Linked DNA regions of Homo sapiens: all the other regions are linked to region 2. Evidence: chromatin contacts called from ENCODE Hi-C or POLR2A ChIA-PET data. All regions are on one chromosome and are shown on one strand. Each heading gives the region's core, a stretch centred on a gene start or an enhancer-like site at or near the end of the contact. The rest is flanking DNA. Distances are from core to core; before and after follow the strand shown. Region 1 has its middle 9.4 kb from the start of GRIN1. Region 2 holds the start of ARRDC1-AS1 (ARRDC1 antisense RNA 1). Region 3 holds the start of NRARP (NOTCH regulated ankyrin repeat protein).

Region 1 (2,700 bases), core at 116-2,615, 490 kb after region 2:
CACCTCTTCTAACGTTAAGAGTTTGCAGTTATAACTTTCTCTAAGCACTGTATTAGCTGCATCCTATACATTTTCATGTGCATATTTCCATTTTTATTCAGCTCAAAATACGTACTAATTTTTTGTGATTTCTTATTTATTTTTAATCTTATGAGACGGAGGCTCGCTCTGTTGCCCAGGCTGGAGTGCAACGAGGCGATCTCGGCTCACTGCAACCTCTGCCTCCCGGGTTCAAGCGATTCTCCTGCCTCAGCCTCCCGAGTAGCTGGGACTACAGGCAACCGCCACCACACCCAGCTATTTTTTGTATTTTTAGTAGAGACGGAGTTTCACTATATTGGCCAGGCTGGTCTTGAACCCCTGACCTCAAGTGATCCCCCGCCCCCCCTCGACCTCCCAAAGGGCCGGGATTATAGACATTAGACGTCGTTGCCGGGGGAGCCCTCCAAACACCCAGAAATGCCACAGCCAGGACCGTGGGACGCAGCAGAATCGCCCAAGGGGCAGGGGGCAGCCTGGCCAGAAGAAAATGAGGGAGGGGCCGCGCGTGAGGTTCGGCAGGGGAGAACACAGGCCTCCGGCGGCCACGGACGCCGCTTTGCCATTTTGAGCGTTTCTGGGGAGGACAACGCGCGCAGGAAGCGCAGTCATCTCAAGCTGACCTCCAAGGCTACCAGGTTTGAGGGCTGGAGCCGAGTCTGAAAGCCCCGACCCGCCTATGGCGCGGGGACTGTGGGTCCAGCCGGCCGCTTGGCCCCCTCGCTCGGCGCCGGTCCAGGCGCAGCGCTCGGGCCCCGGCGACGGTGAGATGCGGCGCGGCCAGCTTAGCTCGGGGTAGGGGCCACCCCAGCCTCGCCCCAGCCGGCCGGGTCCGCGACCTCGGGAGGGTCCGGTCCTTCCCTCGGCCCCCGCGACGCCGCGCCCGGGTGAGGCCCTGGGCTTCTTGCCGGTGACCACGCGGCCAGGGTGGCCCCCAGCCCAGGACGGCTACCAAGGGCGGCCCAGCCCCATCCCCGCGCCGCGGGTCCCGGAACCGAAGAGCTGGGAGCGGGCGCTCCCTGACAACATGGCGGCGGCGCCCGGGCGCCTCCCCGGGTCCCGGGTGTCTGCGTCTCCCCGCGAGGCCGTGGGCAAAGCCGGTGCCGTCCGACGACAGGAGGCGAAAGGAACCCAGGACCAGACCCGCGGGGCGAACAGTGCTGGAGGACCATGCACCGACCACGCCCGAAGCAGAACCAAGGCCCGCCCTGTTGCCGTGGCGACTGCGCGCGGGGTAGACGCAGGCGCCGCAAGCCGTGAGCTCTCAGTGCAGGCGCATAGGCTGCGGGGTTGAGGCGCATTGCGTGCGCGTGCGCGCTGCTCACACGCGGACGGTTCTGTGCGCCGCAATGGCTGCCCGCGAGTATCGGAGAGGCGGAGCTCTCAGTCTTTTACAGGACCGGGTCTCCTGATGCCGCCGGTGGTTCCTCGAGGCCCCCTTCCACGCATCCGCCGCCGCTGCTTCATCAGGACTTCATTTCGGTGACGCAGAGCTTTGGCGAGAGCTACGGCAACAGCAAGAACTGCCGGCGGCTCTTGTGCTGCAGGGTGAGGACCGCGCCGGGCGGACCGAGGCCCGGGGTCGCTGCGCCCGCCGCCCTCCCAGCCTGCGGCTCCGAGCGGGGCCTGGGCGGGCAGACTCGACTCCCCCCGACGCCGCCCTCTCCACCCTTACCCCGCAAAAAGGGGCAAATCTGCTTTCCGGGCCGGGGCAGCCGTGGTCGGCACGCCTGCAGCGGTCTCAGCGACCCAAATTCTGCGGGGCGGTGGTGGTGGGAGGAAGGGTTGGAGCCCCAGCAGGTTGTCTGGGCTTCGTTTGCTTTTCGGCAAGGTCCTGGCCCAGGCCCCAGTCCCTCTTGGAGCGGAAGCCTCTGGACCTGTTGCTCCTAAGAAAGCAAGCGGCCCCTGACGCGTTGCTGTGGCCTGGTTTGACCCTCGTAGCCAGCCCATGTTCTGTGAGGCATGAAGCGCCACGCAGACACCACGACAAAGTGAGATGAACTAAGACCTCTTCTTGATTCTAAGCAGGGAACGCACAGCTCACCCTGTCACATGCAGCGATCATAAGCTGAGAATTACCCTCTTCCTTCCCACAGCGTCTAATCTTTTTTTATGTTTTTGTGGCAAGGTCTCGCTTAGTCGCCCAGGCTGGAGCGCAGTGGCGATCATGGCCCACTGCGGCCTCGACCTCCTGGGCTCCAGCGTGCGTCTAATCTAGAACCAAATCCTCCTTCCTTAGATCATCCCCCAAATCACCCAACTACAGGTGAAATCCTGTAATAGTTTCCTCCGAACACCCTGTTGCTGAGACACCTCAACGTCTCAACCTGGTGTGTTTGTACGTAGAGTAAAAGACCCAACTTGTTTAACTACAGGCGTGTTTGCAGTGGTCTTTGGCTTAAGGGCGTTATAGACTCTCAGTCGGAGAGTCACTGAGATTCAGTTGAGACTCTCAACTCAGAGCATGCCTTTCTGAGTCCCTTTTGTGTCTGTCTCTGGGAGCACAACCTATTCTTGGCTGGGAAGAAACAGGCATATTCTTTGTTTCATTCTCCTTGAACGCCTACCGTGGCCAGTTGCCGTTTTAGTTCTGACTGCAGAGATGAATAAAACAGATTTGTAGGAGAGGCTGGTGAGAAGCCAGCCACAGACAGGCAGAGG
Region 2 (2,700 bases), core at 5-2,504:
CCCCTGCACCTTCCCAGTTTACTTATTTCAACACCCCCCAAAAATGCAGGAAAAAAATAAACAAAAAGGCCATACATTACCTGAGTTAAAATACAGTGTTAAGTCTATGCACCAGGATACTGTACGGCTTCTTACTACACCTTAACTTTCTAAGCTTTAGAAGTCTCAACTGTTACTAGACAGTTAATTTCAAAGAAATACTTCTACGCTGACAGTTTTCTCCAAACCGGTCCCTTATCTCAGCCCTAGGACCACACTATTTCTGCATCTCCACGGACACACCACCTCCTGCTTGCTTTTCCTTCAGAGGGACGCCAGTGGTCCACTCGCAAGACTTTAATCTCTACGCTGCTTCCTTTCCTAAGCAAGGAAACAAACTATCCTTGAGAATGAGCACGGGGAAGGCCGAGACCATTAACAAAAGAATGTGAACTTTTTACATCGAGAGCCCTTTAAAGCTGCTGGTTTGGAAATAAACTTGAGTCCGCAAGCTTCCCACCGAGCGTGCTTTCCTGCTTCTGACAGCCAGCAGGGCTGGAGCAGCATTGTCTGGGGAGAAACACGCCGGGACTGGCCAACTTTTCGTTAAAGATGGTGCCATCCTACTCAGAACAAAGTGAAAGGTCAACGAAGCGAAGGAAGAGCTCCGAGAGGAGGGACAGCCTCGCCTCGGCCGGCGCTCCAAAGTTGGCCGGCCCCGCTACTTTTCCTTTTGTCCTCCGCACCTCCCCGGCACCCTGGCCGAGGCCCTCCCCGCAGATCCGGCTTGCGGGCGGCGGCGGCGGCACGGGGTCCGTGGGGGGCGCGGGCACAGGTACGCGGTCGCCTCCCTCACCTGCGCCCCCGCCCGCTCCCCCAGCCGCCGCCCGGCCCGCGCCGCGCACAAAGCGCGCCCGGCGGGAGCGCGGGCCGGACGCCCGGCGGCCTCGGCCCGGCCTCGGCCTGAGGCGGCGGCAGCGGCGGCGGCGGCGGCGGGGGGACCCGGGGCCCCGCCCGCCCGCCGGCCGCCTGCCGCCGCCCCGCCCGGTTCTTCGCCCCCGCGCCGCCTCCGCCGCTGCCCGCCGCCCCCGCGCCGCCCCCCGCCGGCCCCGCTGCTCACCTCGGCATCGGCGGCGGCCATGGCCCGGGCCCGCAGCGTGGCCCCGCCCCTCCCGCGCGCCATCGCCCCGCCCGCGCCTCGCGGCCCAGAGTCGGGGCGGGGCCGATCGCCTACGTCTGCGCCTGCGCCTGCGCCCGCGCCTGCGCGTTGGAGCTCGACCGGTGCGGCGCCTGCGCACTGGAACCAGGCGTGCGGCGCCCCAGGCGCCGGGCCTGCGGCGGCCGGAACCGGAACGCGCGCCCGCGGGGTAGGAGACCTGGAGCTGGAGAACCCGCCCGCCAGAGTCGTAGTAGTGGATGGGGAGTAGCCGTCCCATTTTCAACACATGTCTCATTCTAAATTGACGTTTTGGTGGGCTGGCCGAAGAAGGAGAAAGACCCGCGGCTCCGACCTCTGACCTCTAACCCCGGACGCACTTTGATTTCGCCGGCTTGCGCGGAAGGCTGACTCCCTGGGCCGCGGCCTGGCGCGGGAGCCGCCTGTGGGGTGTCCCCGGCGCGGGAGGGTGCTCTGGTTCAGGCAGGTTCCCGTTGCGGCGGGGTTCCCTCGGTTGGGAGGAATGCCCCTGCCGAGGGTATGCTCCGGCTGGAGGGGGTGTCCCTAACGGCGGGAATACCTGGACTGGCTGGGGTGTCCCACTGGGGAGGGTTTCCCGGTGGGGAGGTGTCTGGCGGGGGAGCGGCTCCGGCTAAGCATGGGTGTTCTGCTAGGAGGATGTGTCTGGCTGGGGGCGGTGTCCCAATCGGGAGGGTTGCCCTGATGGGGGAGGTTCTACAGTTGTGGAGATGCCAACCTGGGGGGCGCTCCGGTTGGGGGGTGTGCCCTCTCTGGTTACCCCGCTCTCGCTGCCACTCATAGGCCCGCTGCCCAGGTATGCACAAGTCAAGGCCTTTTCTGCAGACCAAGTAGCCTTCCCTGGAGAGCGCCCCCAGCACCACGGAAACTACCTACATGCCCCGCGGTGGTCAGCCCGCCTTATCCCAGCCCCGAGACCCAAAACAAGAAGCATGGACTGAATTTGAGGTTTCTGGATGGTCGTGTGAACCGAGGGGACGGGTACTGGACTGACAAGAAATGAGCCTTGAAGGTCAATCTGGGTGACACCCGAGTCTCCTGGTGAGTCGGACTCCGGAGAATTATCTCAAGTCCAGCATAGACAGCGCACATAGACAGAAAAGGAAACGGACAATCCCAAGTGCCAAGGGAACCTTCCCAGGTTTCTTTAGGGCAGCTAAACTGCTCTGTCAAAGCCTAAGTCCATTTATGACAGGCCGAGCACCCTGAGCCCTCGCAGGAGACACGAGCGCCTTCATGGCCCTCCTGCCCCGCACCCACCTCTCCGCCACCCCTGCTGTCTGTCCCTTCCCTGAAACCTTTATTTCGAGTGTCTTTGTGGCTTCCCTCTTTACCATCCTTGAGTTGAAATATCACCTCTTAAGGGAAGCCTTCCCTCTCCTCCCTAGTTAAAATGATACTGCCCCCCCATACCTGTCTTCGTTGACTTACTTGGCTCCATCACAGTGTGTGTCATGTGACTCTCCCACATCCTGATTTGGAATATTGTCTCCCTACTAGAATGTAAGTCCATGGTGCCTAGAACA
Region 3 (2,700 bases), core at 129-2,628, 320 kb after region 2:
AACAGAACCAGCGGGATCACGGCCCCAGGAAGACCAGAGCGAGCTCTGAGCTGTGCCTTTGAGGGACAGAGGTTCCCAGCCCACCAGGAGGACCCCAGGGCCTCAGGACCCTGCTCCGGTCAGCCAGGGTCTGTCCCGAAGGGAGCCTGCCCAGTTTTTCCTGCCAGTATGGGCACAGCATGGGGTGGGGACACACCCCTGTGGGGAGCCGGATGTGGGGACATGGAGCTGGTGGGCGGAAGCCTCCTCAGACAAGGCCTGGCATGGGGGTCTCCCCAGCCCGAGCTCAGAGCTGCCTGCGCGGAATTCCCGGCTTGGCTTCAGAAGGAATTCAAGCCCCAGCCTGCCTGGCCTCCTGCTCCGCGCCTGAGAATCACTCCTCCTTAATTTCCAACGACCACAGCGAGTTGTAAACTGTAAAACTCTAATGAGGAAATGCGCTGTGCTTCCCCTGCTAGTGCCTCCCGGTCAATTGTTAGAGTGGTCAATAAAAATGGGTTTTACAGTTTGGAAGCCAGGCGTTTCAGAATTCCCTTCTGGCCCTGGCGCCACACCTAGCCCTGCTCACCTGGGCAGGACCTATGTGTCCCGCATGCTGGTGCGTGGGCAGCAGAGGGAGGCAGGCCGCGGTCCCGACCCTCCCGCTGCGCCCCGGCCCGGGGCTTCCTCCCGAGAGGACAGCGGAACCCCCTTCACCGCCAGGCGATAGAAGCCGCGGTGGCCGGCCGGAGGCCCCTCGCATCAGTACGGTTGGGGCACACATAGGCTGAGCCGGCGGCCATGAGGCTGCCCGCGCGCGGGAAGGACCCGCGTGGCTGAAGGCCCCACGTCAGGGCCTGGAGTTGCCACCCGCGTGGACGGTGAGCCCGGAGGCGCGGGCTGGCCGGGGTCGCCGCGCGCCTCTCCGCTCAGAGGGGTCTCTCCTTCGCCACGGGCCTGAGATGCCCGCGAACCCCCTGCCCGGGAGAGGCCGCCCTCGGGGCCACCTGGCGGTCGCGCTCGGGTACCGGGCAAGGCCTGGGTCTGGCTGCTGAGGGAGCTTGGAATTCCCCGGGTGGCCGGAGGGAGAAGGGGCGGGACGACCGCAAAGAGACGCGGAGCGCCCGGGGGGCGCGCGGACGGCGGCGGCGACGGAGCTGGACCCCCCCGGCGGCCACCTGGCCTCCCCCGCCCAGGCGCTGCCGGCGACCAGCGCCCCCTGCCGCGAAGCGCGCCGCCGCCGGGACCCGCCCCCGGACCCCTGCGCACGGCACCGCCCACGCCCCGCCCCCATGTGGGCGCGGCCCAATCCCGGGGCCGCCGGCGCGCGCGTCACGGGCTGCCATTGTTATGCAAATATAAAGAAGGTAAAAGGCGCCCCGGCGCGGCGGGCGAGCTAGTGCTGCGGCGCGTGGGGAGGCGCCTTGGGACCGCGTGGGAGCCGCAGCCGAACCGAGTAGGGACCGGGACCGCGCGGCGCCGCCGTCCCCGGCCGGGCCCGGCCCCCGCGAGCCGAGCGCGCGCCCCCGTCGCCCACCCGGGCGCGGCTGGATGCGGCGGGGTCCCCGCGGCGGCGACCCCCGGCCCCGAGCGCCCGGAGCGCCCAGAGGCGGCGTGCGGGGCCCGGGGACGCCGCGCCCTCCATGCGCCGAGGCGCGCCCCGAGACAGCCGGGGGCCCGCGCCGCAGCCGCCGCCCGCGCTGAGCCCCGGCCCGGCCCGCGGCCCGCGCCCGGCGGCAGCATGAGCCAGGCCGAGCTGTCCACCTGCTCCGCGCCGCAGACGCAGCGCATCTTCCAGGAGGCTGTGCGCAAGGGCAACACGCAGGAGCTGCAGTCGCTGCTGCAGAACATGACCAACTGCGAGTTCAACGTGAACTCGTTCGGGCCCGAGGGCCAGACGGCGCTGCACCAGTCGGTCATCGACGGCAACCTGGAGCTCGTGAAGCTGCTGGTCAAGTTCGGCGCCGACATCCGCCTGGCCAACCGCGACGGCTGGAGCGCGCTGCACATCGCCGCGTTCGGTGGCCACCAGGACATCGTGCTCTATCTCATCACCAAGGCGAAGTACGCGGCCAGCGGCCGGTGATGCCCGCCGGGACCCCGGACCCCGGCCCTGCGCCCGCGTCGTCTCTGCTGTACCTTCCCGCCAACTACCTCGGTGCGCGCCCGGCTCGCAGGCCCCGCCAGAAGGCCCGTGGCCACGGCGAATACGGCGCGTGCGTCCCGGCCCCAGGGTCCGGCAGCCCCGCCGGCCGAGCGCCTCCCTGCGGCCTAGCCGGGCCCGGCCGGGCCGGAGCAGCTTCCCACGGCCCCCACCCGCTCGCCTGCCCGCCGCCTCGCGGGTGGGGGCGGGGCGCGGGCTCCAGCCCCTTTTGAAATTTGAGTCTCGCAACCAGCAAGTTCGGAATCCCGAGATACCGGATCCTCTGCGCAAAATGTTTTCTCCCGAAGGTGAAAGGCGGGCGGCGGGAGCCGAAGGCGGACTCGGAGCGCTCCGCCGCCGCCTTCAGGACCCGCCCGCAGGCCCGGGACGCGCCGATGCCGGCTGCAGCCGAGGAGCAGCCCCGAGGTCCGAGGTCCGCGCCGCTGGCGCGCGGCCGAGGAGACGCTCGGCTGTTCGCTGTTGCTGGTGTTCTAAACTATTTATCTTGTGTGTGTACATTTGTGGGTGGAGTTTGTGCGCCTGGTTTTTTTGTTTGGAAAACACTGCGTGGTCAATGT

Evidence for each region. A loop is a pair of places that touch in the nucleus more often than their neighbours do. ChIA-PET counts read pairs that join two places held with the same protein, here RNA polymerase II (POLR2A). Pooled maps may share reads with other maps.
Region 1: a loop to region 2 is called in a pooled map, with 4 times the contacts of the local background. The contact joins the enhancer-like site here to the promoter of ARRDC1-AS1 in region 2. A Hi-C loop is called at or near these places in 1 of 37 single-sample maps with no recorded cell type and 6 of 50 pooled maps. POLR2A ChIA-PET finds 5 or more read pairs at or near these places in 8 of 52 experiments (Caco-2, GM10248, HEK293 and 5 more).
Region 3: a loop to region 2 is called in a pooled map, with 5 times the contacts of the local background. The contact joins the promoter of NRARP here to the promoter of ARRDC1-AS1 in region 2. A Hi-C loop is called at or near these places in 1 of 37 single-sample maps with no recorded cell type and 10 of 50 pooled maps. POLR2A ChIA-PET finds 5 or more read pairs at or near these places in 1 of 52 experiments (Caco-2).

What each region holds. Positions count from the first base shown.
Region 1 is chr9:137,128,401-137,131,100 of GRCh38, reverse strand. No RefSeq gene overlaps it. Among named protein-coding and RNA genes, the nearest start is that of GRIN1, 9.4 kb to the left of the region's middle. RefSeq lists silencers at 741-1,250, 1,611-1,690 and an enhancer at 2,681-2,700. Within about 2 kb of position 1,365, at least 35 of the 41 ENCODE cell types and tissues checked have a DNase peak (open chromatin) inside an H3K27ac peak, as active enhancers do; they include OCI-LY7 and PC-9, where a contact is called at or near this core.
Region 2 is chr9:137,617,449-137,620,148 of GRCh38, reverse strand. ARRDC1-AS1 (ARRDC1 antisense RNA 1) reads left to right here and starts at 1,254. Exons shown (of 3, transcript NR_122035.1): 1 at 1,254-1,618; 2 at 1,958-2,215. EHMT1 (euchromatic histone lysine methyltransferase 1) reads right to left here and starts at 1,144. Exons shown (of 27, transcript NM_024757.5): 1 at 1,100-1,144. The coding sequence starts at 1,120. RefSeq lists enhancers at 18-736, 1,402-1,451 and a silencer at 1,062-1,361.
Region 3 is chr9:137,300,949-137,303,648 of GRCh38, reverse strand. It overlaps NRARP (NOTCH regulated ankyrin repeat protein), which reads left to right and starts at 1,378. Exons shown (of 1, transcript NM_001004354.3): 1 at 1,378-2,700. The coding sequence starts at 1,721. The coding sequence ends at 2,065. RefSeq lists silencers at 819-1,458, 2,141-2,220, 2,291-2,350, 2,471-2,520 and an enhancer at 1,161-2,079.